Regions from separate parts of the Mus musculus genome. Here region 2 is linked to region 1. Evidence: chromatin contacts called from ENCODE Hi-C or POLR2A ChIA-PET data. All regions are on one chromosome and are shown on one strand. Each heading gives the region's core, a stretch centred on a gene start or an enhancer-like site at or near the end of the contact. The rest is flanking DNA. Distances are from core to core; before and after follow the strand shown. Region 1 holds the start of Entpd6 (ectonucleoside triphosphate diphosphohydrolase 6). Region 2 holds the start of Pygb (brain glycogen phosphorylase).

Region 1 (4,611 bases), core at 1,526-4,025:
GCCCTGCGTGAGGAGAGAACAGTAGTTCTAGGCCGGGGAACTCATCCTGAGCTGGTCTGGGTAAAACAGAAGTGGGATGACACTGTACACAGAGCAGGCCTTCCTTGGTCCCATCTCTGGTCACACTCAAACACTCTTAGGCAAGCAGCCCAGGTTAGATGAATGCTGCCTCTGAGCCCCAGGCCCAGAGCAAGAAAATAAGACAAAACTTTCCCCTGTTCCTGCCACCTGTAGGGCTCAGAACGGTTTTCTTGGCAGATGCCAAGGGGTAAGCCTCCCTTGCCAGGCCCCAGCTCCTGCCGTGCTCTGGATCTCACTTGGTTCCATTGCACTTAAGAGCTACCCAATGCTCTCATGAGCGGCTCTCATCCATCACCTGCTGTGGGTGGCTGGTACTTGCACCTCATACCATACCTTTGATCCTTGCCCAAGCACTCCAAGAGCACAGTGCTTCTTTTTGCCCTGAAAACTCAGCTCCTACACATCCCAGGCCCTTTGCGCACACACTATTGTCCATTCCCAGAATGTTCAGCCATCAACTGGGCCAATTTTGTCCAATTCTGACCCTATCCTAAAACCTCTGCTAAAATCCTACTACCACTGCCTTCCCCAGCCCGAACATCTTCATCATGTGCTCTGAGCGCCCTACACCAACCTGGAAATACAAGACTCTACCTTTATACAACCTGACAACACTTATCAATTTGCATTTACAATCACTGCATTTACATATCAGCAAGCTCTGGATGATATGAACAATCCAAACAGAACATCATATCCAGGGGGTACAGGACCAGAACCAGACAAACTGGTCCACAGGGTGTCCATGTTTCAGAGGCTCAACTCCAAACATCAACTTTCTTCTGTCGGGTTGAAGTGTTTGTCCACAGCTAAGGGGTAGTGCACGAAGGACTACTTTTCTCTAGCTACGTCTCACACCCAGTGGTGGTATACTGATCAGACTCCCAAAAAGCTCACCGAGAACAGCTCAACCTTAGTTTGCACTTTGCCGAACAGCGTTTGCAGAAGCAGCAGCTTGAACTACAGCCAAGTGGAGAATGAGCAGGAAGTGGACCGGAACAGGAAGCAGCACACAGAGGCAAGCAGAGGTGACTTGGGGAGGTCCACCTCCTGTCAGGTAGATGCGGGAGTCAGAGAATGTTAGAGGGCGAGCGAGGAGGGGAGGCTAGATCTCAGAAATAGGCTCCATCTGATTCAAACTGGCAGCTGCCAGATCTTTTCAGGTTTGCATTAAAAGACAGGAACCAAGCTATGTGGGAAATGACTGCTGCACATGCTACACATGTGTCCAAAAATAAAGCATATTAACAAAGCATCATGTATTTCTCCTGGTAGTTGTAGAAAGAAAAAAAAACACATATATCTATATCTATATCTATATCTATATGTATATAGATATAGATATAGATAGATGAACAGTCCGGTGAAGACTGCCTCCTCCTGATTCTTTTGCAGGGTGCTATGCCTGCATGGGCCAGTAGGTTCTTCCAGACCTAAGTACACAGAGAGAGAGCTGTGTAACTCTCAGGTTCGTTCTGTCCATGAGGCTCCAGATGGGACTCAGATACACACCATCTTAGTCTACACTTCTTCCAGGGCAGGAGAAGGGGGGCGGGCAATATTCAGACTTACCTTTATGCTTGCTGCATTATTTTCAAGGACATTGTTAAAACGCTGGTAACAGGGATGGGGAAACCTCCCCTCAACGCTAGGTATTCAGCCCCCTTCATGGCTCTGCAGCACCCCAGGAGAGATCCTGTAATCACATTCCTCTGCCTCTCCCTAGGGAAGCTCCTTCCTCACTGTCTGAGAGTTTCCTATTCTGGCTATGAGCATTCCCTACGCCCCTCACCACACAGGATCTGCAGAGACACAAAAGGACCAGGTATTTTCAGGTGACTGATTTTTTTTTGGGGGGGGGGGGATATACTCTCAGGGTGAAGGGCTGTGTCCACTGTGACCTACTCAGCAATGTTGTCTCAAAACCAATTACTTCCTGATGCTTTTAAAATAAAAATGTGTTCTCACTGACTCCCTGTCCTACATTCTGGGTGTCTACATCTGGACCTTTCTCTCTCCTTTAACCTGAAGCACCTGTGGCCACACACCAACTCAGGTGGAACCACCCTGACCCCTGGTAAGTTCTTCCATGTCACCACCGTTCCCACCTTCCACACAATCAGAACACAGGGTTTCCCCGGTTTCCTGAGCCTCCCAGTTGGGCTATCCAGTGCAGAAGGGGAGGCGCCTGGGCCTGGTTCTGCTGGGGGCGGGTCAGCACAAGCCAGCAGAATGAATGGACGCGGCAGGGCTGTGGGCTACACTCGGGCAGAGACCCCTGCTGCTTGGCCTACAGCATAGCTCACGAGTCCCACGGTGTGTTGTAGACGTGCGAGGGCTACGCAGCAGGGTCGGAAAGACAGCCAGTTGAATGGACCGAGAGCGCAAGTGACCCCGAGGCCTCCCCCCGGAGCTGTCTCCGGGCCCAGGGAGGTATCAGGCATTGGAACTGCACCACGGGGAACCCCGTCCCTCGCGCGCGTGGGGAGACCAACCGTAGTCAGTCCTCCGGGCCAAGCACATTTCGCTGGCCCCGCTTACCCTGCACGGCTCCCTCGGCCCCGCAGGAGAGGTAGTGGCGTAGCCGGAGGCAGACAGCGACCACACACCGCGCGCCCAGCTCTCCAGCGCCGGTCCGCGTCAACAGAGCCTTAACGCGTGGAAGCAAACCCCAGCAGACGCCGAGAAGCTGTCTCCGCCTACGTGCACTTTGCGTCACCGGGTGGGCAGGACGGCGTTGATGCGCGTGTGCCATGGCGTTTGCCAGCCACGCAGGCGCAATAGCCATGTGCTCTTTGGGTGTTTATTTTTCTTTCTGCCAGTAGGGGGCTCTGGAGCTCCTGCTTATCTTGGATCCTTCTAACAAGTCCTGAGGTGTGGGAGGAACAGAGCCTTGTCTTGACTAGAGTAGGAGTTACTTCAATCTCATCCATCACCTCGTCCTTCTGTAGGCTTTCCTCCTGCATCCCTCCACACCCGAGTTGCTTCTTTTACTTTCAAGGGAATTCGTGATAGGATATGCATTCACAATAGAGAATGCGGTGCTATCAAGCGTCCTTTATCCTTGGCCATATTTTCTGATGTCTTCCTAGAAGCCACAAGGTTGTCAGCTCCTAACTGCAGCGAGACTCTGGATGTATGTCCCTAATTCATTTGTCTGAATATCTCCCAAGTTGTCTTTTCCCCACCGAACCAGGACTCCGCTTCTTCCTGCCCACGTGATGGCATCTATACATTGGGGTGCAGGACACTGGTCTTGTTCCTGGAGGACATCCCTGTCTATCGGCTGGGAAAGCCTAAAAGCAAGGATTTCTAATGAAAAGATGGGGTACTCAGGGAGTGAGTGGGTGGATGCTAACCACAGAGTGCGGGGATACTGTGTGAGAGTAGGGTTGGCAATCGCTATTAGTCCCGCGAAACTATTGTAAACAGCATGTGAGCAGCTCATTGGACCTTGCCTTGTCTCACTTTAATAAAACCACCAAGATCTGATTACAACGGAAGTCTATATGGTCTCTTATTTGGCGGATCTTAAAAGCTCTCCCCTCCCCACTTCCCTGGCTGTTTTGTTGTACATAGCACTACAGCATCCCAAGGACTGACTATCTTGCTACTCACTATGGATGTGCTGTGGGAGAGAGTCTTAGTATTGGAATTGGCTATGATAAACTATATGCTCTTTGAATACAACTCCAGAGATACGACTCAATTTTCTCTTCAGTTATTGTACTAATTAACACTCTTACAAATAATGTGTGAAAGCATGGGTTCCCCACGTCTTCAACGGTGGAGTCCTTCCAAACGCTGGGTTCTTTGCTAACTTGTAGTAGAAAAACTGCACCTCACAGTTTTGACTTAATTTTCTAGTGTTTTGAAGTTTGTTCGTGGACCTGTAAGGACCCTGCTTCTGTCTTCTGCCTTCACATCTTTTACCATCTTCTCCACTTTCACAATACTTCTCTCAAATTCTCTAGAATTTTTGTCTTAGTTTTTACAAGTGGTCATACTCACTACTTGGAAAGCTATTCTCTCAGGCATTTCCTTTTGTAGATCTTTTCTCACTTTTAAAATAACATAATGCCACCTTCTCAGACTGTTTCATTTACAGTGGACCTCTCCGAGCTATTCTCTACCATTCTTTGTGTATTTCCTTCACAGTATAAGTCATGCCCAACAGTTTGTTCTCTGTTTTACTACTGAAGTGTAAGCTTCCCAAGAGCAAATGATGTCATCTGCTCTGAGCAATAGTGCTTGCCCAGCACCTGGTATTTGCATATAAGGAGCCTACAACCTGACCCTGCCTATGGTATAGACATTCTAATGGTAGTAAAGAGATCCCATTATGACTGCCATTTCTTTGCAGTTCTCTTTAGTGCTTATGACAGCCAGCACAATCTAGATGGCAAAGGAGATAAAGGCTAACTTTCCCAGAAGCAACTACAGCCAAGTTCTCTGTTGTCTTGGAACAACCTTCGGCAACATCTTGAGCAGGAGGGAGCTTGAGAAAGAGTTCTTATTGAAACAGTGTCT
Region 2 (4,585 bases), core at 1,109-3,608, 38 kb before region 1:
TTCCTTAATCTCTGGACTCACCACAACAGGAGTCCTACAGTGTCCTCCAACTCCTGAGAAATGACCTTGAACTGCAGGCAAAGCTGGATCCCTTGTCATCCACTATTTGAACAACACCAGTGAATCTGAGCAACACAGCTCTTCTACTAACAAGGCATTCTGGGGGAGCCGCTGCTCCTGGCCAGTTTCCCTGGCAGTGATCCCAAGCCCTTGTTGCAATAACCTGTTTTAGCCATTTGGGGCCACTTCTTTAGAAGCTGCCTTGCATACTAACTATGAAGAAGCCCAACTAGCATTCTAACAGCCTGTCCTCAGCATCTTTATTTCAGGAAGGGAAAAAGCCCCAGAATGAGTTTGGAAAGCAATTAATTTTTACTCTTAGCAATTATCAAATATACTTTAATGCCCTATAAAAAAATTACTCTAAAAAGCTCTGTCACTAAGACAGCTGTTGGGTGCCCAGATTTCTTTTTTGTATGTTTGTTTGGTTTGGTTTTTTTGGCTTTTTTTGTTTGTTTGTTTGTTTTTCAAGACAGGGTTCCTCTGTATAGCCCTGGCTGTCCTGGAACTCACTCTGTAGACCAGGCTGGTCTTGAACTCAGAAATCTGCCTGTCTCTGCCTCCCAAGTGTGGGGATTAAAGGCGTGCGCCACCACCGCCCAGCTGGGTGCCCAGATTTCTATGGCAAATCAGATCATCACTAACTGGCCCCAGATAGGCAAGAGTTTTTTCCTTGCTAGTTTTCACTCTGTCTTAATACAAGATAGGCAGAATTCTCCATACCAAATGCAGAGAGAGAGAGAGAGAGAGAGAGAGAGAGAGAGAGAGAGAGAGAGAGAGAAATTCTTGCAACAGGGGATGTGTAAAAATATGATACCTGCATAAGCTTAAAAGCACCAGTATGTATTACTGACCCAGAGCCCTGTTTATGAGTGAAGCCACAAATGGTTTCGGATGAAATAAAAGCCACAAAATTGTGCAGCATACAAATATGCATACCTGTGTATTTAGGAACAGCAATTACCTGGAAACATAAACGGAACAGAATAAGGAGGACTGGGGGACCTGGTGGAGCTGGCACACGCCTTAATAATCCCAGCACTCTGGAGGCAGAGGCTGGTGGGTTTCCGTGGGTTTGAAGCCAGCTTAATTGCACAGAGTTAGCAGTCCAGCAGACAGAGCTGAGAAGTTTTGGGGGTTGGGGTGGTGAGAACTGTCAAAGGCTCCGTTCAGTGTATTTTGTTTTCCTACTAAGAATAAAGGTTTGCAAAACAGAAAAAATGCTACAACTTCTAAAGCAACTTGCTAACAAGTTTTGTCAAGGTGGAAACCTCAAAGGCAGCCTTCCCCACGAGGATTCCATCTTTGAGTTTCGGACCCTCTCCTGTTTCAGGCAGGCATTACAAGTGATTTTCTTCTCATCAGTCTCGGAGTAGGGGGTAGGGTGGGGAGCACGGGGCGGGGCAATTCCCTGCAGATTACTGATCTCACCCCTTTCCGACTCATAAAACTACCGGATCTAGTTCCAGTCCCCCATCTTCTTCGCTCGGGGCTGCAGAAAAACAAAAGGGGGAGGGGAGTGGGGGAGTAGAGGAAGCATGAACTCTGAAGCCATCTCGGAAGTCCACAGCTGGAAAACAGCCGGAAAATCCGCCGGCAAGAGCAGACCCCTAGAGCACTTCTCTGGGATGCGCAACTCCGCCGTGGGCAGAGGCCTGGCTCCATACAGCCAGATTCCAGACAACGTACCGGTGGGGGACTGACTGCGGTGGAAGACAAGGGGCCACTCAAAGCCATACTTAGGGACTGGGGACTGCGGGCCGGGGAGCAGGGGGATGGGTCTCAATTAAAACGAAACCCGAAAGAGAGGGTATGCACCGGTCCTTCGAAGGAGGATGCATAACTCTACTGTCTCTTCATTGGTCGCAGGTGACCGTGGTGCAACAGGGACCAGGCCCGTGGGCGATACTTGGGAGGGGGGGGGGGGCGGGACCCGCCCTGCCCTGGGCTCGGTCTCCCTCCCAGGGAGGGCGGGCTGCTCACCTTGGGGTCCCGCTCATAGTAATGCTGCTGCGTGCGGATCCAGCGGCCCACTAGGTGGTCGCGAACTGTGTGTGCCAGAGCGAAGAAGTAGTCGCGGGGCGTGGCCACATTGCGGTCCTTGACCAGCGTGAAATGCAGGTGTCTGTTGAAGCTCTTCCGCACCTCGGCCACGTCGCCCAGCCCCGCGATGCCACGCACGCTGATCTGCTTCTGCCTCTCACTGTCCGTCAACGGCTTCGCCATGGCGCCAGAAGAGGCAGAGGACAGGGTACGGCCCTGGAGCGAGCAGAGAAGACTCTAGCGCTGGGATGCTGCGGTGTCTCTGGCGCCAAGGACTGCAGCGGAGGCCGGCTCATACGGATTGCGCCTGCGCTTTGCGAGAGGGCCGGGCCCTGTGGATGGGCGTGGGCTGATCTGGAGGCGGAGCCTCGGAGAAAGAGCCCGTCAATCAGGCTGTTTCAGCCGGGAAGAGAACGTGGACGCTCGAGGGGAAATGGTTTATTCCTTTACTGGTGTGTCTGGGGCTGGAAAAACCGGACTGCAGCTTCCCCATACCTAAGATTTACCACTTTTATGAGGCAAAAGTAGAAACCGAACCAGTGGCTGCGCCTGCCACACTGGAAGGCAAACTCTTGCCATTCAGGGACTTCCTGGAGTTTCCGGGGCTGCAGGGACTGGCTCTGCACAGAATCACCAGATGCCCTTTTTAGGACTGCATTGGGTGCTCAGGTGTAGCTGAGCTCTGTTAAACGTTCAGAGAAGTGTGCACACGCTTGACAGACAGCCCCCAATACCTGCTGGGACTCGTCGCCAAGCTGACAGGTGGTTCTGAAAACACACGCAAGAAAAAAACGTTGTTTGTGCAAAAACTAAAAATTCATAAGTCATATCAATGTTTGTGCCTCCATGACACCACTTCAGCTCTGGAGAACAAACTGCATGGAACTCCTCAAAATACAAATCGCCAGTCTAGGCTGCAGTGACAAACACAAAAAATCTGCTGCAAATTAAGTATACAGCATTCTCTCCAAGGATGGGCAGAGGCTACTATCAATCACAACCTTTCTGGTTGTTAAAGAAAAATTCCATCCAGAAAGAAGTCAGCCATGCACAAGGAGAAGAAGGAGAAACATTTCATTGGTGAGCAGGGAAGCAAGCTGAGGTTCTGAAAGGGTTTAGGCCAGCCCAAATTTCTTACCGTTTATAGGTCAGGAGGCAACACTGCCTGCCTAGGGGACCATCTCAGAGTGGTCTCTGAATCCCTTAATCATTAAGGGAGTTTAGTTAGGAGTGTTTACAGCAACATAAATTGCAGAAACAAATGGTTTTATATAAGAATACATTATAATTTCAATAATATGTATCAGGCAGGTAGCAATAAAAAGGCATACAGGAATTGCAAATAACAGTAGTCTTGGACTGTAAAAGAACTTTTCTCTTAGCAAACTGTAAGAGGAGGTTCAGCATGACCTTAGTCCTCTGTGACAACCTTCCCTTCAGGCAGTTTTGGCAAATGTTTGTTTTCCAGATAAAGGGTGGGTGGTTTTTTTTTTTTTTTTTTTTTTTTAACAAGGCAGGACTCAACCTACCTAAGTAAAACTTTAATCCAATTGACTCCTACATAACCAGACACCAAGCTATCATAAAATTATACAGACATACATTCATACATGAATATATATAGTTTTTGAAGGAATACCCTATAGCTAGAGATCAGCCTCTCTGACAGAGACACATAACCCTTCACCATATGTGGGGAGCAGCTTTCAAAGCTGCCGCTTGGCACTCTTTCCCAGGGAGCTCTGGGATGAGACCCTCTGGTCATCGATATACAGTGCTGCCTCCTGTAAACTCCCTTGGCCCCAGAAGAACTGCCTTCCCTTGTTGTGGAGACGCTTTCCCCACATAGTGAGGTCAGTGACTTGCCTTCATTTGCCTCTTTAGGTTAGCTGATGGGGATGCAGACGGTCCTGCTTATGGAGATAAAGGTTGCCACAGGGGATGTCATAAAAGTCCAGGTGTAGGACTGGAGGTGTAGCTCAGTAATAGTGTGGTTTGCACAATGGATACCCTGCATTCCAGTGCCAGTTCTAGAAAAGGCAAATTAAGTTGTTCCTGGTTTGATGATTCCAAAGTTAATTTACCTCAACCTCTACTCAGTGGCAGACTTCTTGGGAGACAACACACTGGAATGTTTTCCCCTACTCTTGCTCTGATTTGGAATTCATTCCACACTTTTTCCTTGGGATTCTCAAGTCAGCAAGATCAAATTTCAGCCCCTGATGGCAGGGCTGTGGGGCTCCTGCTAGGCTGGAGGCTGGGGACTCTGATTAATGGAACCTCCTTGAGAGTGATTTGGCAGTTCAGAAGTCTTCTCAGTGTATGTGCCCTCATGACACTTCCACAGTCCAGGGGAACAGACTACAGGTTTCCAAAGAGCTAGCCATGCCTGTAATCTCAACACTGGCTGACCTGCTTCAAAACAGTTGTTCAAAGACTTTTCTGATCTGACTGAGATTATATACCTAATATGTGGGGAAGG

What was found. Hi-C counts contacts between places; a loop is a spot of excess contacts on that map. ChIA-PET counts read pairs that join two places held with the same protein, here RNA polymerase II (POLR2A).
Region 2: a map of heart shows a loop between it and region 1 (4-fold over the local background). The contact joins the promoter of Pygb here to the promoter of Entpd6 in region 1. A Hi-C loop is called at or near these places in 12 of 37 maps with a recorded cell type or tissue (CH12.LX, T-helper 17 cell, T-helper 2 cell and 4 more). POLR2A ChIA-PET finds 5 or more read pairs at or near these places in 2 of 5 experiments (Patski and embryonic stem cell).

Annotation. Positions count from the first base shown.
Region 1 is chr2:150,747,245-150,751,855 of GRCm38, reverse strand. Entpd6 (ectonucleoside triphosphate diphosphohydrolase 6) reads right to left here and starts at 2,775. Exons shown (of 14, transcript NM_172117.5): 1 at 2,623-2,775.
Region 2 is chr2:150,784,569-150,789,153 of GRCm38, reverse strand. It overlaps Pygb (brain glycogen phosphorylase), which reads right to left and starts at 2,358. Exons shown (of 20, transcript NM_153781.1): 1 at 2,044-2,358. The coding sequence starts at 2,286. Gm30141 (a long non-coding RNA gene) reads left to right here and starts at 2,402. Exons shown (of 3, transcript XR_375102.4): 1 at 2,402-3,183.